Regions from separate parts of the Homo sapiens genome. Here region 2 is linked to region 1. The links are chromatin loops, found by intact Hi-C in ENCODE. Cell type or tissue: endothelial cell of umbilical vein. All regions are shown on one strand. Each heading gives the region's core, and the rest is flanking DNA. Links, peaks and the distances in the headings are about the cores only.

Evidence for each region. Hi-C counts contacts between places; a loop is a spot of excess contacts. Peaks named below come from ENCODE experiments on the same cell type or tissue, not always from the same donor. Only the 100,000 strongest peaks of a DNase experiment are listed, where the experiment ranks them.
Region 2: a loop joins it to region 1, with 4 times the contacts of the local background. A loop is called at or near these places in 8 of 110 quality-filtered maps.

Annotation. Positions count from the first base shown.
Region 1 is chr1:65,951,457-65,956,456 of GRCh38, reverse strand. All of the region lies in intron 3 of PDE4B (phosphodiesterase 4B), which reads right to left. Among named protein-coding and RNA genes, the nearest start is that of PDE4B-AS1, 97 kb to the left of the region's middle. In endothelial cell of umbilical vein, for the core only: no CTCF peak of the experiment used is centred there; a DNase peak (open chromatin) is centred at 3,096; H3K27ac peaks cover 1,115 bases.
Region 2 is chr1:65,712,824-65,721,431 of GRCh38, reverse strand. No RefSeq gene overlaps it. Among named protein-coding and RNA genes, the nearest start is that of PDE4B, 76 kb to the left of the region's middle. In endothelial cell of umbilical vein, for the core only: no CTCF peak of the experiment used is centred there; no DNase peak of the experiment used is centred there; H3K27me3 peaks cover 263 bases.

The DNA of each region.
Region 1 (5,000 bases), core at 1-5,000:
CTGCAGACATGTACGTGTGTGTTTTAAATAAATTGGACTTGAGAACATGGAGGAAAGATTGATTTTGCTTGAAAAAGAAAATAATTGGTGGAAAGGCTTCAGAGATTGAAATCAAACTGTTAGCTAAACCAGCACCTTTTGTTTCCTGAATTAAAACAGGACCATTCACCCAAGGAACTAAAAATACTGCTCTTCAAAATGTGCTGAATTAAGACTTTCCCAAACCTTAAATATATCCCAGTAGTAAGACTGCAACTTTGGCAATTATACCAGCTCTCTCAGAGCCTCAGCATACCATTTATAGGTTACTGCTTCAGGTTAAATATCAGAGAGAATTTGCTGACAGTATAGAATGGCCCATATTTGAATAAATTGCTGAAGAAAACTGTGGAATCTTTTCAAAATTCTCTAAAAATATCCCAGCAGCTATCAATCTGGGACCTAAAGATGAATTTATGTGACTTCTGGATTTCATGTCCATACTTATTGCTTAATATGCTGAATTATAGTGGTAGCATATTTCTTTTTTAAAATTAAGAGCTTTCTTATTATCCCATATTTCAGCTCCTAATATATTCCAGGCGCTCTCTTAGGCCTCAGAAATGCAGAAAGCAGTAAAACACAGTCCTTGTCCTCAAAGAATCAGAGGCCAGCGTGAGAACAGCACGTAACCCTATAAATGACTGAAGAGCATGTTACTGTAGAAAGTTCAAAAGGGAATTGGGGCACCTTCCCCAGGAGGTGAAATGTGAGTCAGTTTTGAGTGACAAATACAGGTAAGCTGCTAGATAAACCAGAGAAAGGATAACACCCTGCTCTTGAGGAAGCAAGATGACGTACCAGAATGAACTCAATGTGAAGTAGACATGGGCTCGAATCCCAAATCTGTTACCCATGCAAATTTGGGCGACTTGCTTCAGTTTTTCACTTGTGTGAGTGTCAGTGTGCACACATGTGCCACTTGGTGCATTATGCTGTTGCGGTGAGTTCTATTACTATTTCTATGCTTTTGTTGTTGTTTTTCCAATAAGAGGAGAAAGACACATTTCTATGGGTAGAGAATGCAAAATCCCATAAAAGGGTTCCCTCAGAACTGCACTTGACTTTAGTGGATGTAGTATAAACTGTCCACGCCCTAGGGAAACACTTTTCTACATCTCTCTTCCCAGTCCTCAGAACAAAAGGTCTTTATGTGTCAGTGCCTGAAGGTTTACGGGACTGTGCTGAAACTAACATCTGAGATGGATGGACGGACAGGGCTCCAGGGTACAGGGAAGGATTTTGGTAAAAGAAAAGACAAAGTATTTACTCAATTCTGCCCTCTCTGACAGAACTAAAGCAGAAGATTCTTGTATAATAACACACCATTTTCCACAAGTGCCAAGCGTCTGTTTTCTTATGTCTCTGTGTTCTTGTTTGCGATTCTCAAGAGAATCACAAATTGATGCAGTATGAATTGTTGCTTGCCACTTATTATATGGCAGAAGTTTATAAAAACACTAACAATCTAGGTTTGGCTACTTCATTTTAAAAAAAATACAAAGTCTTTGCAAATATTTTGAACACTTTTTTCTAAATTGAAATAAACTACATGTGAGATGCAACAATAAAATATTTAAAAATTAGAAAAAGGAAATAGAAAATATTTATATGAACACAAAGGAATTCATGCACAAACAAATGAGAACCTGCAGACTGGTCATTCTTATTTAGAAATAGTATCAAATGTAGTGAGAGAACTGATCAAATTAAGCATCATACTTCTGTTTTTAAAATTTTCTTCTAATATTTCACCATTGAAAAGATTGGGGGAAAAAAGAAACTTAAGTAAAACTCTAGGCATCTAGATATTGATTTGTAGGTGTTGAAAAGCAAAATATACATAACAGTAATCACTTGCTTAAGTTAAATACTTGGTAATTTTTTTCTGAGATCATGATAAGATCATGATGAGATCATGCATCATAGACAATCCCCTTATAATGCATGAACGTGATATATAACTTAATAATCTATTTCTTAATCCAGTATTCTTTAAGAGTTTTAATGACAATTAGGTTGCTACTGCCTCAGTAGAACCAAGTTTCTCCAGACTGAAAATAATTTAAAAATATTAGCTAGGAACTACAGTAATTCAAGTATGGTGGCCTAGTTTGGCAATACTGTGTATAAGAAACAAGTTCTCTGAACCATATAACTCATGATTGTGCTGAAATACAGGAAAGAAAAATAAGTGTTATGAGATAAAAATAATTAATGAGGCCAGGCACAGTGGCTCACAGCTGTAATCCTAGCTTTTTGGGAGGCCAAGGCAGGTGGATCATTTGAGGTCAGGAGTTCGAGACCAGCCTGGCCAACATGATGAAACCCCGTATCTACTAAAAATACAAAAATAAGCTGGGTGTGGTGGCATGTCTGTAATCCCAGCTACCTGGGAGGCTGAGGCAAGAGAATCACTTGAACCTGGGAGATGGAGATTGCAGTGAGCCAAGATCATGCCACTACACTCCAGCCTAGGCAACAGAGCGAGACTCCATCTTAAACAGAAAATAATAATAATAAATTGTATCTTTATTTTATTCTTTATTTTATTATTCACCCAAATATTATTGAGTCATTCAAAGACCATTTGTTATGCAAAATAATAATCAAATTCAATCACCATTGATATTTTGCCAACTTTCAGTCTTATAAAAACATATGTACACATTTTTTAAAAATTGTACTGTTATGAAGGTAGGAGGTTTATTAGTTTCTTATCACTGTAGTAACTAATTGCTGCAACTTTATGACTTAAAACAACACAAATATATTAAGGAGCAGTTCTGAAGGTCAGCAGTCTAAAATGGGCCAGCAAGGCACTCCCACTGGGGATCAAGGGAAGAATCCCTTTTCTTGCTTTTTCACAGCTTCTAGAGACTGCCCACTACCTCACTCATGGATTTGCACAACTCCAATTTTGGCTTCCTTTGTTACATCTCCTTCTCTGACTCTCCTGCCTCCTTCTTATAAAGACCCTTGTGATTTCATCGGACTAGATTATCTAGGATCACCACCCCATCTCAAGCCCTGAACTTAATCACATCTGCAAAGTCCCTTTATCTCATAATGTAACATAGTCACAGCTTCCTGGGATTGTGTGGGCTGATATCCTGCCTACCCAGAGTATAAAACATTTTCAGCTTGCTCTGTAAATTATAAATACATATATGATGTGTGGGCCTTCCATTTGTACTCCTGCTTCAGTCCCTGTAAATGTTGGGAATGGGCCTGATGTTTCCCAAAAACAATATCCTAGGTGACAGAAGGGTCTTAAGACAGTGGAAGTTAGAATTTGGACAGTGGAAGTTAGACACAGAAGAGAATTCCTGCTTCTCTCTTGGCTTACACCCTAAGGGCCCAAGACATGCTTAGGGTTGCCTCTAAATTCCAAAGGTAAAAAATGTTCCATGCCCGGTGGAGGTGGCCTGAGAGCTAGTCTCTGAGACCCACTGCAGATAGGGGGCTATGAAATGATGATGACTAAGCTAAATTATGATTTGTTATCATTTACTGAAAACCACCTATGAGTCAGACGTTTTGCTAAGTGCTTTCCATTCACCAACTCACTTAATTTCCACCATAGTCTTAAAAGGTAGATATTACTATTACCATCATTTAACAGATGCAGAGCCTTCCTATCAACGTGGTTGAGTGAAAAGCAGGAGTCAAAGTGTAGTTTGCCTGACTATAAAACTGGTGGGTTTATTTTTATTTTTATATTTTTATTTTTTTGAGACCAAGTTTTGCTCTTGTGACCCAGGTTGGAGTGCAATGGCATGATCTTGGCTCACTGAAACCTCCATCTCTGGGTTCAAGCAATTTTCCCTCCTCAGCCACCAGAGCAGCTGGGATTACAGGCACACACCACCATGCCTGGCTAATTTTTGTATTTTTTCAGTAGAGATGGGGATTCAGCATGTTGACCACGCTGATCTCAAACTCCTGACCTCAGGTGATCCACCCACCTCAGCCTCCCAAAGTGCTGGGATTACAGGCATGAGCCATCGCGCCTGGCCTAATTATACATTAATGTTAGGAATTCACTTTCTTTTTATGATGGAGAAGGCATTAGGTAGGAAAGCTAGTTTAAATGTTTTGACTGTGCCACAACAATTAAGGGTTAATTTGGTGTAAAGTGCTAAGTTGAGGAGGACTTCCTGAAGCTAATGGGGTGGTATCAAAAGTGATCAGTAAGTGATTCCCTAGGACAATGGTTCTCAAACTTTAGCGGGCCTCACAATCACCTGGAAGGCTTACTGAAACATGAACTGCAGGGTCCTACAATCAGGGTTCAAAATTTAATAGGTCTGGGGTAGAGCTAATCATTTTCATTTTTAACAAGTTCTCTAGTAATGCTAATATTCTGACGTGCGGACTACACTTTGAAAACACTGTCCTAAGAAAAGAAGGTCCCTTAGGAGAATCTCAGTAGACACGAGTGAAACCCACAGGTTTCAGCCATCGTTTTCCCTAAAGGGATATTCATCCTCCATTGCCAAACCTTAGAGTATCGGGATTTGTTTCCTCACAGTGGGATTCAAACCAAGCCCTAGAATTATACTTGGAATTTTTATGGCTAAAAAGGAGAAAATGAAACAGGCATTCTGCATCAAGTAGGAGGAAGAACATTGGGATCTATATATGGGGTAAAACAGGTAAAACAGGTAAAAGGTGAAAGAGCCTTTGGAGAGGTCAATTTAAAGCAATCATATTACCTCATTTCCGCATGGATTTTTACAGTTTTCAAAACACTTTGGCCTGCATCACCATTTTTCAAGTAGTTGTGGAGCACAGACTATTCACTCAGCAGTATGCTCAGAGTTTTAGGGAATAAAAAACAGAATGACTCTCATCATAAACTGCCTTAAATCAACTCAGGAGACAATGACTTACTTCCAGACCCTTCAGAACTATTGAAGTCCTGACGAGAGGTGACACTTTTTTTACTGGATCAAAAA
Region 2 (8,608 bases), core at 1,380-6,379, 240 kb after region 1:
GTATCTTAAGAAAGAATATTTTGGAAAGAAGTACGTCAGCTTTAATTTCTAATTTACTAAAAGGATTAGTACTCAGTTAAGTTTAAAAACACCACATTACTTCCTTAATGTTTCAGATCCCAAAATGAAATACTGAATATCTTATATAAAAAAAAAGTCATGGCCATTGAAATTGTTGTGGTGCTATTGATTGCTAGTCTTTATGTGTATTCTGTTATGCTCTAGAAATATTGATTTAAAAACCAAATAGCAATAGAATTTTTAGCTTGATGATTCATAGAAAACATGGGCAGTAAGAAAAAAAATCTATACACTTTACATACTCCCTTATTAAAACACTTGAAAATTCTAATTTTAGGAAGTTTTCAAAAATCAATATTTAAGAAAGATTTTAAATGTTTATTTACAATGGTCCCAGATTTTATTGATGTAGGTAATAACTGTTATCTGGTACACATCTTTAGAACCAGAAGACTGAGTTTATGTCCTGGTTCTGCCACTTCATTTTGGGACCTTAAGAAAGCCACTTAAACTCTCTTAATCTTAACTTCCTCTTTTTTAAAAAAATACTAATTCCAAACTTCTTCATAGTGATGTTATAAATACCCAATAAGTTTAATTATAATAATGCACTTTGTAAACATAGCCAAAGGTTACTTTTTCTAATTATTACATGTGTAAATCACTTTTTTTGTATATTTTTAATACTAACTTACTTTTTTTTTTTTTTGCTCCTCTACAGGATTTAATATTGGGCAAAGCCATTTCATTCCCTTAGACTGGTCTTCAAACTGGAATGTGTATCTCCTTGAGAGTACCTGAACACTCCAAATGGTATATGATAATTTATAATTGCAAAGGAATCAATTTCCAGCTCCTAAACTTCTATATGTGCCCTTTCTTAGCATAATGTAGGTTCTTCTTTCCCATTTCCCTTTTCACAGTAGACTTACTCTTATTTCAAAAAGAAAAAAATTTAAGCATATGTCCCTAATACATCCAGAATCTTACCACAATATACCGGACAAGAATGTAAAAACTCAGGGCAACCAAATAAAGGAATATTTGAAAGTATTTTGTTTAGGGAAGCCTTATTTAATGCATAATCAAGGCACTAGAGTTTGATGAGGTGACATATGGATATTGTCTAACACTATATTTGGCCATAAGCAGAGCTCATTCCATGTAATATTTACTTTCTTAATTCATATTTCAAAATTCCCCTTACTTAATGGATACTTACTATTGGATAAATGCTTTAGAGGAGGCGGGGGATTCAGTGTGTGACCATACTTAACAACCCTTTGGAAATATGTACTTTATATATTACTTATAATAGAAGCTATTTGTTAAGAGCATATTTTGTCTCATGCTTACTGATTTATAAATGATCCTTCATCCCCCATGGTTCTGCAAGGTATGTATTTTAATATCTTGAGATTAGAAGACATACATTCATACAGATAACAAAGTCAGGATATTCACCCAGTTCTTTTTGATTAATGGTGTATTGATGAGCAAGATGGTGGGGTAGAAGGCTCCACCAATCAACCCCCCAACCCCCTGCCACAAGGACACCTATCTACACACAAGAAGCACCTTCATAAGAACCAAAAATCAGGTGAACACTCTTAGTACCTGGTTTTAACTTCATATCGCTGAAAGAGTCACTGAAGAGGTGGGAAAAACCTTCTCGAATCACCAACAATGCCCCTGCTCTATCCCCTGGCAGCAGCAGCCTGGTGCAGACAGTGTTTCTTCGTGCTGGGGAAAGGGATATTTATTGCAGCATCAGTGAGGCAATGTACTCAGTGCTGCCCTATTAAAACAGAAAACAAAACCAGACAAAAGTCAGCGGATGCCCGCCCATGGAGAGAGCAATTAAATCAGCCATAGCAAGAGGGGAATCACCAATCCCAGTGGTGCAAACTTCAGTTCCCATAAGCCTAGCCATCACAGGTTAACATGCTTTGGGGCCCTACATAAACTTGAAAGGCAGTCTAGGCCACAAGGACTGGAACTTCCAGGCAAGTCCTAGTGCTGAACTGGGCCCAGAGACAGTGGACTGATGGGGCATGCAACCTACTGAGACACCAGCCAGGGGCAGCTAAGGGAGTGTGGGTATCACCTCTCCCCTAAACCCAGGCTGCTCAGCTCCAAAAGAGACCCCTTCCTTCTGCTTGAGGAGAGGAGAGGTAAGAGTGAGGAGGACTTTTTCTTGCATCTTAGATACCAGCTTAGCCACAGCAGGATAGGGCATCAGTCAGCATCATGAGGCTCTTATTCGAGGCCCTAGCTCCTGGATGACATTCCTAGACATACCCTGGGCCAGAAGAAAACCTGCTGCCTTGAAGAGAAGCACTCAGTTCTGGCAGTATTCCTCCTCTGCTAACTGAAGAGCCCTTGAGCCCTGAATAACCAGCAGTGATACCCAGGTACTATGTTAAAGGCCATGAGTGAGCCTATAAGACTTGCTGGCTTCAGGTGAGACTCAGCATATTACCAGCTGTGGTGGCTATGGGGAAAAACTCCTTCCACTTGAGAAGAGCAGAAGAAAAAGCAAAGGATATTGCTTTTTCTATTTATTCAAATATCATTTGTCTTGCACCTTAGGTACCAACACTGCCACAGGGGTGTAGAACATCAAGCAGGCTCTTGGGGTCCTAGATTGCAGGACTTGACTCTTGGATGGTATTTCTGGACTTGCCCTGAGTCAGATGGGAGCCCACTGCCCTGAAGGGTGAGTCCAAGGCCAGGTAGCATTCACCACAAGCTGACTAAAGAGCCCTTGGGCCTTAAGGGAACAACATTATTAGTCTGGCAGTATTCCCTGTGGGCTAGACATGGTGGTGACCATGGGGTGAGGCTCCTCTGTCTTTGGAAAGGGGAGGGAAGAGTAGGAAGGACTGTGTCTTGTGGTTTGAGTTCCAGCTTAGCTGCAGTATAAGAAAACACCAGGCAGACTTCTAAGGTTTTTTACTCTAGTTGCTGGCTTCCAGATAGCACTTCTGGTCCTGCCCAGGGCCAGCAGGAATTCACTACCCTGAAGGGAAGGACACAAGCCTTGCTGGCTTTGCCACCTGCTGACTGTAGAGCCCCATGGCCTTTACGAATTAATTATAGACTGTAGCCAGGAAGTTACAGCAGGCCTTAGGTGAGACCCGGTGCTGTGCTGGCTTCAGGTGTGACCTAGTACGGCCCTAGTCATCATGGCCACAGGGGTGCTTGTGTCACACCACCCACAGCTCCAAGTGGCTCAGAACAGAGAAAAAGATTCCATTCACTTGGGAGAGAGTAAGGGAAGAGAACAAGAGTCTCTGCCTGGTAATCCAGAGAATTCTTCTGGATCTTGCCCAAGACCATCAAGGTAGTACCTTTATGAGTCTGCAAGAACCCCAGCATTACTGGGCTTGGGATGCCCCCTAGAGTGGATACAGCTTAGATCATAACATGCAAATTCTTTCAAATATCTGGAATGCCTACCCAATAAGGACAGCTAAAACAAGCCCAGACTGAGAAGACTACAATAAATACCTAACTTTTCAATGCCTAGACACCAAAGAACATCTATAAACATCAACACCATCCAGGAAAACATTACCTCACCAAATGAACTAAATAAGGCACCAAGGACCAAACCTGGAGAAACAGAGATATGTGACCTTTGAGACAGATAATTCAAAACAGCTGTATTGAGAAACTCAAAGAAATTCAAGATAACACAGAGAAGGAATTCAGAATTTTATCAGTTAATTTAACAAAGAGATTGAAATAACTAAAAAGAATTAAGCAGAAATTCTGATGCTGAAAAATGCAATTGGCATACTGAAGAATGCATAAGAGTCTTTTAATATCAGAATTGATCAATCAGAAGACAGAATTGCTGAGTTTGAAGACAGGCTATTTGAAAATACACAGCCAGAGTAGACAAAAGAAAAAAATAATGAAAACCAATGAGACATCCCTACAGGATCTAAAAAATAACCTCGAAAAGGAAAATCTAAGAGTTATTGGCTTTAAAGAGGATGCAGAGTAAGAGATAGAGGTAGAAAGTTTATTCAAAGGGATAATAATGATAGCTTCCCAAACTTAGAGAAAGATATCAATATCTGAGTACAAGAAGGTTATAGAACACCAAGCCAATTTAATCCAAAGAGTACTACCTCAAGGTATTTAATAATCAAACTCCCACAGGTCAAGGATAAATAAAAAAATTCTAAAAGCAACAAGACAGAAATAAATAATATACAATGGAGCTTCAATACATCTGGCAGCAGACTTTTCAGTGGGAACCTTACAGGCCAGGAGAGTGGCATGACATATTTAAAGTGCTGAAGGAAAAAAATCTTTTCCCCTAGAATAGTATATCCAGCAAAAATATCCTTCAAACATGAAGGAGAAATAAAGACTTTCCCAGACAATAAGCCTTTCCCAAACTGAAAGCCTTTCTTCTAAGATCTGGAAAATGATAAGGATGCCCACTTTCACAACTTTATTCAGCAAATACTAGAAGTCCTAACTAGAGAAATCAGATGAGAGAAATAAATAAAGGGCATCCAAATTGGAAAGGAAGAAGTCAAATTATCCTTGTTTTCAGATTATATGATCTTATATTTGGAAAAACCTAAAGACTCCACCAAAAAACTATTAGAACTAATAGACAAATTCAGTAAAGTTACAGGATACGAAATCAACATACAAAAATCGGTACCATTTTTATATGCCAACAGTGAAGAATCTGAAAAAGAAATCAAAAAGTAATCCTATTTACAATAGCCACAAATAAATTTAAATACCTAGGAAAGAACTTAACCAAAGAAGTGAAAGATCTCTATAATGAAAACATAAAACATTGATGAAAGAAATTGAAGGTGACACCAAAAAATGAAAAGATATTTCATTTGTATGGATTGGAAAAATCAATATTGTTAAAATGTTCATACTACTCAAAGCAATCTACAGATTCAATGCAATCCCTATCAAAATACCAATGACATTCTTCACAGAAATAGAAAAAAAAAACTCTAAAATTTATATGGAACCAGAAAAGACCCAGAATAGCCAAAGCTATCCTATACAAAACAACAAAACTGGTGGAATCACATTACCTGCCTTCAAATTATAGTACAGAGCTAAGTCACCAAAGCAGCATGGTACTGGCATAAAAACAGACACATGGATAAATGGAACAGAATAGAGAACCCAGAAACAAATCCACACACCCACAGTGAATTCATTTTTGACAAAAGTGCCAAGAACATACACTGGGTAGAAGACAGTCTCTTCAATAAATGATGCTGGGAAAACTGGATATCCACAGGCAGAAGAATGAAACTAGACCCTTATCCTTCTCTGTATACAAGAATCAAATCAAAATGGACTAAAGACTTAACTCTAAGAACTCAAATTATGAAACTACTACAAGAAAACATTGAGGAAACTCTCCAGGACATTGGTCTGGGCAAAACTTTCTTGAGTAATACCCAGGCAAGCACAGGCAACCAAAGCAAAAATGGACTAGTGGGATCACAACAAGTTAAAAATCTTCTGCACAGCAAAGGAAACAATCAACAAAGTGAATAGACAACCCACAGAACAGGAGAAAATATTTGCAAACTACCCATATGACAAGAAATTAATAACCATGTTTTATATAAGGAGCTTAAACAGCCTTAGAGGAAAAAAAATCTAATAATCTGATTAAACAATAGGCAAAAGATTTGAATATAAATTTCTCAAAAAACATACAAATGACCAACAGGCATAAGAAAAGGTGCTCAACATTACTGATCATCTGAGAAATGCAAATCAGAACTACAATGGGATATCATCTCACCCCAGTTAAAATGGCTTATATCTAAAAGACAGGCAATAACAAATGCTGCAACAGAGTAGAAAAAGGGAACCTTTGTACACTGTTGGTGGGAATGTAAATTGGTACAAACACTATGAAGAACAGTTTGGAAGTTCCTTAAAAAACTAATATTGAGCTACCATATGATCCAGCAGTGAGTTTACCCAATGGGTACATAGGCGTATATATTTATAGGGTACATGAGATATTTTGGTACAGGCATGCAATGTGTAATAATCATATCATGGAGAATGGGGTATTCATCCCCTCAAGCATTTATCCTTTGTATTACAAACAATTCAATTACACTCTTTTAGTAATGTATAATTAAGTTATTACTGACTATAGTCACCCTGTTGTGCTAGCAAATACTAGGTCTTATTCATTCTTTCTAACTGCTTTTAATGTAAGCATTAACCATCCCCACCTCCCCCACAATCCCCTACTACCCTTAGCAGACTCTGGCCACCATTGTTGGATACGCTATGCCCATGAGTTCAATTGTTTTGATTTTTAGATCCCACAAATCTGCCACTGTAGAACCAAAGGTGCTATAGACAATATGTAGACAAATACATGTGGCTGTGTTATAATAAAACTTTCTATTACTTGCTTATACAGCACATATATCAGAGACCATGCTCTTTTCTTTAGTCTGCTCTCAGAACACACTACTTTGTATAGAGTCCATTCTTTTTTTTAAAGATTTTTTATTTTAAAAATTAAAATACTAAACAATTTTTCAACAAATATAATGCATAATCAAAAATATTTTGTTCTAATTTATGTCCAATTCAGAAAATAATAAGTGGGAAAAAGGGAACATAGGGAAAACAGAGAAAGGGAGAAAGAGATACACAAAATCATGAAGGTAAAATAAACGGCGGGGAGAAATGCAAGAACAGGAACAAATGCAAACTTTAGGATGTAAAATCCCCAGGAACAGGGACATTTTCTGTCTTGTTCAGTGCTGCATTGCAGACACTACAATACAGCCTGGTTCATGGTTTTAGCTTCTAAGATAGTCTAGGGAGACAAATCTTTCCTAGCAGGAATAACAAGCCTTCATTCTAAGGATTAATTTAGATCATCAGACTATCTTCATTTTAAGTATCGTGGAAAACATTAGGAAGCAAAGTCCCTAATTATGTCTATAATTATGAAAAAAATCATATTTTAAAAAGTCTTTGGTAGCAAGAAAGACTGTAATATACTCAAAGACGGGAATGTTTTTCCACTTGTTTCTTTACTTATATCACTTGTTTTCTGTTTCTTTTAAGAAAGTAAACACTGCATTTTTTAGTTTATTTGGTATATATAGTTTTGCAAAATATGCATTTTTGTGCCTCTCTGTCTTTTTATTTCCTATTATTCCATTACTGTCTTTGCATTTGTATAGAGTCCATTCTAAGGAAAAGGTTCTTTTCTCTTCCTGCTTTACAGGTGTATGGGTAGCTGATTTTATGGTTGAGCTCTTTTACATACAGAATTTAGGTATTCATTACTGCACTATCTTAGAAGCCAAGGCTTCATGTCACTTGGAAATAGAAAATGAAGAGAGTGAGACGGTTGAGGGAGGAGGGTGATAAGTTTGATAACCATATTCTGAGAAGCTAGTTTGGCCTTAATGCATTAGCTCTCTCCCTTGCCCTCTTAACAGAAGCCAACTAATGATTTTCCATTTATTCCCACAAACACTTTCTCCTTTTCATTCTTTATAGCTAAGAGATAATGTGAGCACATTTCTCTCTTGGGCATGCATAGCAGAGTTAGGGCATCTCTTTTTATTACTGGCCTCCATCCTGAACAGAGACAACCAATGCTGGTTTCACTGGACTTGAAAAAAATCACATTCGTTATTTATGGACATGTCAATTTCTCCTTTGGATATAAGATGGTATGTTTGGAGATTTTCCATTTCCATAAAATTTCCTTAGAAACATTTGCCCTGCAGAATAATATGCTTGTATTGCAGATGAAAGAGTCTGGTATAAAGGTCATTCTGAAGGGTTTAGCTAAATGCAAATAAACTGAAACTACCATGGGCCACGTGTTAACTACATATAACTGATATTTTCTATTGTAGAAAGGAAATAAGCAAAAATAAAAAAAAATTTTACCCAATTCAGTGAGAAAAGCAATAACATATAATGCAAAATCTATTGATATTAGTAGATCAATTATTGAATTATTTATTCAGAATCTAGGAAATGCAGTTAAACTCTGCTCAATGTATATTTTTTATTGTGTCCATATAAAAAAGCTACTTTTACCTAATCCTAAGCCTTATGTATCTTAGAGAACCTCTGCTGCACAGAACCATACAACTGACAATTAACATGTAAGCAATAACATTTATTGCAAAAAGGATTCCAGTTTTGGTTTTCTTTTCCATTTGCACTAAGCTACATTTTCTCTTATATCCCTCTGTATTTAATGTTGGATGCATCCATCTTTCCTTCTTTTTGATATATTTTTGCTCCTGGATCACATGAAACCTCTTCTAATTACTTTCTTCATTTTAAATGCTCATTTTTCATATCTGTTATGGAAAAATTAGAAAACACAGGTAGGAAAAGGGAGTAAATCATTCAAAATTTCACTACTCAGTGATAACCACCATTAAAATGTTGGTTCTTCCTGATCTATATATACTTTATATGTAAATATATAATTTTAAAACATGGAATATGATTCCACATATTCTCCTGTAGTTCTGGTCTCACTCTGTCACCCAGGCTGGAGTGCAATGGC